2 separate regions of the Homo sapiens genome follow, and region 2 is linked to region 1. A link is an interaction called in ENCODE POLR2A ChIA-PET data of the cell type or tissue named here. Cell type or tissue: PC-9. All regions are shown on one strand. Region 1 has its middle 25 kb from the start of METTL16. Region 2 overlaps PAFAH1B1 (platelet activating factor acetylhydrolase 1b regulatory subunit 1).

Region 1 (5,000 bases):
AATGTTTTGAACCCTGAAAGCGAAGGTTGTAGTGAGCCTAGATCATGCCACTGCACTCCAGCTTGGCAACAGAGCCAGCTCTGTCTCAAAAAAAAGAAAAAAGAAACCACAAAGCAAAACAAAAGAAGCAAAAGCAATGTTTAAAAGAAAACCCTCAAAACATAGTTGAAATAAAATTTGGGACTAGACCAAAATGTTAAGTGGTTGTCTTTGGGAAGCTGTGGGTAATTTTTTTCCTCTATGAACATGTAGGTGTGTATGCATGTATGTGTGTATGCATGTACGTGTGTATGCATGTGTGCATGCATGTACGTGTGCATGCATGTATGTATGCATGCATGCGTGTATGCGTGCATGCATGTGTGCATGTATGCACGTATGTACACACGTATTTATTTTTGAGACAGCCTGAGATCTGTCGCCCAGGCTGTAGTGCAATGGCACGATCATGGCTCACTGCAGCCTTGACAACGTGGGCTCAAGCGATCCTCCCACCTCAGCCTCCTGAGTAGCTGGGACTATAGGCACACACCACCATACTCGGCTTGTTTTTTAATTTTTTTGTAGAGACAGGGTCTTGCCATGTTGTGCAGGCTGATCTTGAACTCCTGGCCTTAAATGATCCTCCTGCCTCAGCCTCCCAAAGTGCTGGGATTACAGGCATGAGCCACCATGCCCAGCCCATGTATTTCTTTTTGCAGGCTGAGTATCCCTTATCTGCAATGTTTGCAACCAGAAGTGTTTCAGATTTCAGATTTTTTTCCAGATTTTGGAATATTTGCATTATATTTATGTGTTGAACATCCCAAATCCAAAAATTCAAAATCTGAAATGCTGCAGTGAGCATTTTCCTTGAGTGTCATGTTGGTGCTCAAAAGTTTTGGATTTTGAAACATTTCGGGTTTCAGATTTTGGGATTTGGGATGCTCAACCTGTAATGAAATGTATGCATAAAATATATATGTATTATATATTTAACATATACATATTTAAATATGTACTTGTGTGTTATTTTAAGCATGGTTTGGATCCATGGCCTAAAGCTTCGAAGAAGCTGGAGAAAAGCAGGGTAAAAGGGATTATGCAGGCCCCGTTTAGTATCATCCTGCTCAGTCAGTCATCAGTTGTCTCCTTCCTCTTGCTTCGTAGGTAAATGTTGGGTGATGTCATGGACAGCACGAACCAAGAAATGGCAGACCGTGATGAATAGGAGCCTTTGTTCATAGGAAAGACAGGAAACCCACGTACTACTTTACATTTTAAGTCAGGAGTTCTCAAAGTGTCATCCTCAGATCAGCAGCCTCAGCACTGCTTGTTAGAAATGCAACTTCTCGGCAGGGCACAGTGGCTCATGCCTGTAATCCCAGCACTTTGGGAGGCCGACGCAGGTGGATCACGAGGTCAGGAGATTGAGACAAGCCTGGCCAACATGGAGAAACCCCATCTCTACTAAAAATATAAAATTAGCCGGGTGTGGTGGCACATGCCTGTAATCCCAGGTACTCAGGAGGCTGAGGCAGAAGAATCGCTTGAACCCAGGGGGCGGAGGTTGCAGTGAGCCGAGATCGCACCACTGCATTCCAGCCTGGGCAACAGACCAAGACTCCATCTCAAAAAAAGAAATGCAAGTTCTCTGGCTCCAGCCCAGACCCACTGAATCAGCAACTCTGGGGCTAGGACCCAGCAATGTGTATTTAATATTTAATAAGCCTTCCAGAGAATTCTGCTAAAGTTTGACAATGACATTCTTTTTTTTTTATCAAGTTTTTTCAGTAAACTTATTTTTTTAGTAAACAGTTTTATATTTACAGAAAAATGGCAAAGATGGTAAGTACAAAAAGTTCCATATCCTCTGCACTCAGTTTCCCTATTAACATCTTACATTTGGATAACTGCTTTTCTGATTAATAATCATGGAATAGCTGGCTTTAGTCACTGGAGTAGATACCAATATGGAGGCTGGAAGGAACTAAGAACTATGTTTATCATCATTTTTACCACCACCTCTACCATGAAGTGGTGATATGTTATTCATATAATTATTCCTATTTTATTTGAATTATTTATTTCATTTGATTCTCAATATATGCCTGTGAAGTAGGCCAAGGAAGTTATCCCCACCTTACAGCTGAAAAAAACTGAGGACCAGAAAGATCACACAATTACTAATAATCATGGCTGATATATTTTTGTCTATTTGATTGTTTTTGTTTGTTGTTTTGTTTTGAGACAGGGTCTCATTCAGTTGCCCAGACTGGAGCATAGCGGCACAATCTTGGATCACTGCAGCCTCAACCTCCTGGACTCAAGTGATCCTCTTGCCTCAGCCTCCTGAGTAGCTGGGACTACAGGTGTGCACCACCACGTCCTGCTAATTTAAATTTTTTTTTTGTAGAAGCAGGGTCTCCCTATGTTGCCCAGGCTGGTCCCAAACTCCTGGACTCAAGCAATCCTCCTGCCTCAGCCTCCCAAAGTACTGGCATTACAGGTGTGAGTCACTGCGCCTGGCCGACATGGCTGATGTTTATTAAACATTTCCAATAAGGCAAGTCTTATTGATAATACACCAATAATATGTTAACAATTTATATGTATTATCTCATTTAAACCTCAAACTAGCATAGAAGTTTTTATATAAATACAAATTTAAAAGGGGCCGGTCGTGGTGGCTCACGCCTATAATCCCAGCAATTTGGGAGGCCGAGGCGGGCGGATCACCTGAGGTCAGCAGTTAAAGACCAGCCTGACCAACATGGACAAACCCCATCTCTACTAAAAATACAAAATTAGTCAGGCGTGGTGGCGTGTGCCTGTAATCCCAGCTACTCAGGAGGCTGAGGCAGGAGAATCACTTGAACCCGCGAGGCAGAAGTTGCGGTGAGCCAAGATTGAGCCCCTGCACTCCAGCCTGGGCAACAAGAGTGAAACTCCGTCTCAAAAACAACAAAAACAAAAACAAAACAAAAAATTAAAAGGAAATAAAAATAATTTTAAAAAACCTCAAACTAATCTTAAATGCTACTATTACATCTTCATTTTACAGACAAGCAAACTGAGGCCCAGAAAGACTAAGAAACTTACCCTTGGACATACGACTTGAAATAAAGGAAACAAATCAAATCTGAGAAGTCTGACTTCGAGCCCTCCATGCACAGCCATTAAACTATACGGTAACTATGGTGGCTGAATTCCCTTTCCCAGAATCCCCTTTCCCAGAGTTCCCTTTCCTGTTCATTTCCAGTTAGCATGGGCCACAAATGATTCTTTTTTTTTTTTTTCGCCCCTGAACCCAATTGAAAACTACACAAGAGAGTCCTGTGAGAGACTGGAGGGCTGAATTGAAGCAGCAGCCGTTCCGCAGCTGACAGTGCTGGTTATCTGATGCCTCAACTCATTGGCAAGAGGCAGCAGCTACACCTGTAATTGCTTCACCTTCTCCTGAATCTTCCTTCAGCTTCTCTTACTCCTGGACCAGGTGTCAGTGTTTATATCTCTGGGCAAAGAGCCCTGGTTTCTCCTGGATGCCCACACCACCAACATTAGAAGCAACAAGAACTGACGCGGTCTCCAGCCTGCCCTCATGGGCTCCAGTTTATGCTAGTGAGTTCCAGCTCATTCTCCACTTTACCAACTGCCTGCCCCGGGGACCTCAAACTCCAGCATCAGATATGAAGACAACAACGGTGTAGAAACTGCTTAACCAGCAGCCTTCACTTTGCATGGCCATGCAGGACCACAGATAGGACCGTGCAAGCTGAAACCATGCAGAGCAATCTTTTTTTTTTTTTTTTTTTTTTTTTGGATACAGAGTCTCGCTCTGTTGCCCATGCTGGAGTGCAGTGGCACAATCTCGGCTCACTGCAACCTCTGCCTCCTGGGTTCAAGTGATTCTTCTGCCTCAGCCTTCCAAGTAGCTGGGATTACAGGAGTGCGCTACCACGCCCAGTTAATTTTTGTATTTTTAGTAGAGATGGGGTTTCACTATATTGGCCAGGCTGATCTTGAACTCCTGACCTTGTGATCCATCTACCTCAGCCTCTCAAAGTGCTACGATTACACCACGCCCGGCCTTTTTTTTTGTTTTTGTTTTTGTTTTTTGAGACGGAGTCCCACTCTGTCACCCAGGCTGGAATGCAGTGGCGCCATCTCGGCTCACTTTAACCTCCACCTCCCAGGTTCAAGCGATTCTCCTGCCTCTGCCTCCTGATTAGTGGGACTACAGGTTGCCGCCCCCACGCCCGGCTAATTTTTTGTATTTTTAGTAGAGACGGGGTTTCACCGTGTTAGCCAGGATGGTCTCCATCTCCTGACCGCCTGCCTCGGCCTCCCAAAGTGCTGAGATTACAGGCATAAGCCACCACGCCCGGCCGCAAAGCAATCTTAATAATCAATGAGAAAATGTATGATTGCTCTGTGACCTTTAAATATTTTGGTCAAAACATTAAAAACTCTCTTACTGTCAGTTGTAAATATATAGGAATTTTTTCTTTGATTAAAAAAAATAGAGATAGGGGTTTCACCATGTTGTCCAGCCTGGTCTCGAACTCCTGAGCTCAAGTGATCTGCCCACCTCGGCCTCCCAGAGTGCTGGGATTACAGGCGTGAGCATGCCTGGCTGGAAAAAAATTTTTAAGTGCAGCTGATATTTATTTAGTACCTCTTTTCATTCATGATAAAGGTTATTTAAACCTTTTTTCTTTCTCTTGGCCGGGCACGGTGGCTTACGCCTGTAATCCCAGCAATTTGGGAGGCTGAGGTGGGTGGATCGCTTGAGATCAGGAGTTTGAGACCAGCCTGGCCAACATAGTGAAACCCCGTCTCTACTAAAAAAATACAAAAGTTAGCCAGGTGTGGTGGTACACACCTGTAATCCCAACTATTTGGGAAGCTGAGGCAGGAGAATTGCTTGAACCCAGGAGGCAGAGGTTGCAGTGAGCAGAGATTGTGCCACTGCACTCTAGCCTGAGTGACAGAATGAGACTCCGTCTCAAAAAAAAAAA
Region 2 (5,000 bases), 120 kb before region 1:
ACACACACACACACAAAGAGGTTAAAAAAATAAAAATGGTTAAGAAAAATAAAAAAGAAAATGGTTAAAATCAAAACTGAGATGAAGGACTTTTATCCATGAGCAAACAGATCCTAAGCTAGACACAGCCTAGGCTTAAATATCAAACTATTACAAACATAACGAATGAAATTATTTTCTAAACTATTACAAGTTTATGAAAATGCCAGCATTCGATTTTAAGCACTTTAGCTGACTTCCTACATTCTTTTCATTTGTTTTTATCCCCTAGGGTAATTTCTGCAGCTGTAATACTAGTCATAACACCTCATCAATACCACCCATAAGATTTTTTTTTTTTTTTTTTTTTTTGAGATGGAGTCTCCTCCAGGCTGGAGCGCAATGGCGCAAGCTCGGCTCACTGCAACCTCCGCCTCCTGGGTTCAAGCAATTCTCCTGCCTCAGCCTCCTGAGTAGCTGGGATTATAGGCACCCACCACCACGCCCAGCTAATTTTTTGTATTTTTTTGTAGAGATGGGGTTTCATCACGTCAGCCTCCCAGAGTGCTGGGATTACAGACATGAGCCACCACGCCTGGCCAATAATAGTATTTTACAAACTGTATACTCTAGCATTCTAAGAATGAAAAAGTTCTAAGAGTTCCGTAACCATTTTAATTTCATTGCTCATATGAAGAAAAAACAAGGTTAAGTCAAAGGCTGATGAACTGAGATGTTTTCTTACTAGACCCATTTAAAGAGATACACTAATAGCCAGGACAATCCTAAGCAAAAAGAACAAAGCTGGAGGCATCACACGTACTACCTGACTTCAAACTATACTACAAGGCTACAGTAACCAAAACAGCATGCTACTGGTACCAAAACAGACACACAGACCAAGGGAACAGAACAGAGACCTCAGAAATAACACCACATATCTACAAACATCTGATCTTCAACAAACCTGACAAAAACAAGCAATGGGGAAAGGATTCCTTAATTAATAAATGGTGCTCAAAAAACTGGTTAGCCATATGCAGAAAACTGAAACTGGACCCCTTCCTTACACCTTATACAAAAAATAAGTCAAGATGGATTAAAGACTTACATGTAAAACCCAAAACCATAAAAATCCTAGAAGAAAACCTAGGCAATACCATTCAGGCATGGGCAAAGATTTCTTGATGAAAATGCCAAAAGCAACTGCATCAAAAGCTAAAATTGACAAGTGGGATCTAATTAAACTCAAGAGTTTCTGCACAGCAAAATAAACTATCATCAGAGTGAACATGCAACCTACAGAACGGGAAAAAAAAACCATCAAAAAGTGGGCAAAGGATATGAACAGACACTTCTCAAAAGAAGACATTTATGTGGCCAAAAAACATATGAAAAAAAGCTCAACATCACTGATCATTAGAGAAATGCAAATCAAAACCACAATGAGATACTATCTCACACCAGTCAGAATGGCGATTATTATAAAGTCAAGAAACGAAAGATGCTGGCAAGGCTGTGGAGAAATAGGAATGCTTTTACACGATTGGTGGGAATATAAATTAGTTCAACCATCATGGAAGATAGTGTGGTGATTCCTCAAGAATCTAGAAGCAGAAATACCATTTGACCCAGCAATCCCATTACTGGGTATATACCCAAAGGAATATAAATCATTTTGCTATAAAGACACATGCACACATGTTTACTGCAGCACTATTTACAACAGCAAAGACATGGAACCAACCCAAATGCCTATCAATGACAGACTGGATAAAGAAAATGTGGTACACATACACCATGGAATACTATGCAGCCATAAAAAGGAATGAGATCATGTCCTTTGTGGCGACATGGATGAAGCTAGAAGCCACCATCCTCAGCAGACTAACACAGGAACAGAAAACCAAGCACCGCATGCTCTCACGCATAACTGGGAGTTGAACAATGAGAACACATGGACCACAGGGAGGGGAACAACACACACCCGGGCCTGTTGGTGGGGGTGGGGGTTGAGGGGAGGGAGAGCATCAGGACAAATAGCTAATGCGTGTGGAGCTTAAAACCTAGGTGATGACTTGATAGGTGCAGCAAACCACCATGGCACACATTTACCTATGTAACAAACCTGCACATTCTGCACATGTATCCCGGAACTTAAAGTAAAATAAAAATTAAAAAAAAAAAAAGATACACTGAAAAGGCTAAGCTTGCATATTCAGGGCAGCAATGGAGATAACATGCATTCCTCTAAAAGGTCCAGGGGCCCAACAAATCTGAGATGTCTGCAGGGCTGTTGAAGGCTCTGGGAAGGTAACACAAAAGACCAGGCAGTATCAAGCATGACACCACCAGAAGCACACATGGAGTCATCCTTAGTACCCTCCTCCAAAAGACATCTCTCACACCACCCCGGGCTATACTGTTTTAGATAACAAGATGAAACTATATAGTCTTGGGAGAGAATGTGATTAAAATTTATTTCCAGGGCAGAGATATACAGGGGATCATTCCCTAAGCTGCAGCCACAGGATATCAATCAAGTCTCAAACAGGTAACAAGGCTTCCTAATTTTTTTTTGAAACGGAGTCTCACTCTGTCACCCAGGCTGGAGTGCAGTGGCATGATCTCGGCTCACTGAAGCCTGTTTCCTGAGTTCAAGTGATTCTCATGCCTCAGCCTCCTGAGTAGCTGGGATTACAGGTGAGCACCACCATGCCCAGCTAATTTTTTTTTTAATATTTTTAGTGGAGACGGGGTTTCACTGTGTTGGCTAGGCTGGTCTCAAACTCCTGGCCTCATGTGACCTGACTGCCTTGGCCTCCCAGTGCTGGGATTACAGTCATCAGCCACCACGCCCAGCCAAGGCTTCCTTTTTTTTTTTTTTTTTTTTTGGCGAGGCAGTCTCACTCTGTCGCCAGGCTGGAATGCAGTGGCACAATCTCAGCTCACCACAACCTCACGATTCTCCTGGCTCAGCCTCCCGAGTAGCTGGGACTACAGGCGTGTGCCACCATGCCCAGCTAATTTTTGCATTTTTAGCAGAGACGGGGTTTCACCATATTGGCAAGGATGGTCTCGATCTCTTGACCTTGTGATCCGCCCGCCTTGGCCTCCCAAAGTGCTGGGATAACAGGCGTGGGCCACTGTACCTGGCCTTTTTTTTTTTGAAACGGAGTCTTATTCTGTCATCCAGGCTGCAGTGTGGCAATCTCGGCTCACTGCAACCTCCCCCTCCTGGGTTCAAGCGATTCTCCTGCCTCAGCCTCCTGAGAAGCTGAGACTACAGGCACGTGCCATTAGGCCCAGCTAATTTTTGTATTTTTAGTAGAGACGGGGTTTTGCCATGTTGGCCAGGGTGGTCTTGAATTCATGATCTCAAGTGATTCGTCCACCTTGGCCCAAAGTGCTGGGATTACAGGTGTGAGCCACTGTGTCCAGCCAAGACTTCCTAAACTTTTATGCTACAATACCCTACTGACTCTTCAGGGAAAGGGCAGCACAGATGTGATGAGTTCCTGGCCATAGGTCTTATACTTCTCCAACCTCACGTACCCTAAGAAATCTGTCTGACAAATTGATTGCCATTACCATCCTTCACCATCACATTCTAAGATAACTACTTCCAAAAGGTAGTTCAGGATTTAACTACTACCAGTCTTAGGACAAGTACAAGTTCAGCAAGAGGTTATAATGAGACCTTATCCATGGCAGAGACAAAGTGAAGAAGAATGTAATTCAGGCAATGCAGGGTGAGTGGACCTTTATCTTCCCCATCAAGCAAAAAGAACCCTGTACCCAGTATACTAGCCTGCTCGATTCCATTTCTTTTCATCAGACGGCTGGGTCTCAGATGACATCCTGATATACCCTCCAGCCCACAGTTGCAACAAAAGCCAAAAATGATCTACCAGTTAAGTATATCACACTGCACTTTTTAAAAAGCAAAACCAAATAAATAAACAAAAAATATGCATTACTGTTCATTCTCGTATTTCGATTAAATTTCTTGAGTAATGGAAACACAAAACAGAGGGCAGTCACTAAACAGTTGTTTTCAGCCTCCACCCTTATTTATCTGTGTTTCCCTCTTTACCCTTTTAACCTGTTAAGAAAAATAACATTACTGAAAACTAAAATACTTAAAGGTCTAAGAGAGAAAGGGGGTTGGGGGAGAGGGAGAGAGAATGTCACACTAACCCAGCTGAACTCCTAATTATGTTGTTTTAAAGTTACTATATTATTGACTGACACTTAGAAAAAAACTGCATGGCCTGCTACAGGCCAGAGGTCAGCTACGTTTCCAGAGAGGAGGAGATTTTGCCTTAGTTGTTCAGCATAATTTACAACTGTGAGATCCACTCAGGATATATTCCTATAAAAATATTTTGCATTATTTCAAAAACTCATAAGGCAAAGTCAGGTTGTACAATAGGAAAGATACACAATACAACTGTCATGTATTGAATAGTTTGAAACATTTATATTTTTAAAATGTAAAGCAAAATTTCACTATAAAACATGTAAAGAAAAAAGGAAAGAGGAAGAAGGGATGAGTGCTTGTTATTTCCAGTTTTATACCAAGGAATATAAAAGAAGGTTAAGTTATATATGGTCCCTTGCCTCCTAGGATCTTGTAAACCTATCTGAGGAGCAAAATAAAAGCTACTGAAGTCTATGAAATTTAATTCAAAGACGAGAGAAATGAGACTGAATGGAAGAATCTTTTTATAAAGGCGAGATGCGAGGACTTAAAGGAAATAGTAAGTATTACCTAGGCAGGGAGCTGAGCTGGACCAAGTGAATCAGAATGGTACATTATGGAGATCTCAATGTTTACCTAAAAACATCTGATCAAATTCAACATTCTTGGCCAGGCGTGGTAGCTCACGCCTGTAATCCCACCACTTTGGGAGACTGAGGTGGGTGGATCACTTGAGGTCAGGAGTTTGAGACCAGCCTGGCCAACATGGTGAAACCTCAGCTCTACTAAAAATACAATATTAGCCGGGCACGGCGGT

What was found. ChIA-PET counts read pairs that join two places held together with the same protein. Peaks named below come from ENCODE experiments on the same cell type or tissue, not always from the same donor. Only the 100,000 strongest peaks of a DNase experiment are listed, where the experiment ranks them.
Region 2: POLR2A ChIA-PET joins it to region 1 with 10 read pairs; 3 of 35 experiments call an interaction of 5 or more read pairs at or near these places.

Annotation. Positions count from the first base shown.
Region 1 is chr17:2,534,400-2,539,399 of GRCh38, reverse strand. No RefSeq gene overlaps it. Among named protein-coding and RNA genes, the nearest start is that of METTL16, 25 kb to the right of the region's middle. In PC-9, no CTCF peak of the experiment used is centred here; no DNase peak of the experiment used is centred here.
Region 2 is chr17:2,657,394-2,662,393 of GRCh38, reverse strand. All of the region lies in intron 2 of PAFAH1B1 (platelet activating factor acetylhydrolase 1b regulatory subunit 1), which reads right to left. Among named protein-coding and RNA genes, the nearest start is that of MIR6776, 33 kb to the left of the region's middle. RefSeq lists an enhancer at 2,850-3,351. In PC-9, no CTCF peak of the experiment used is centred here; a DNase peak (open chromatin) is centred at 2,853.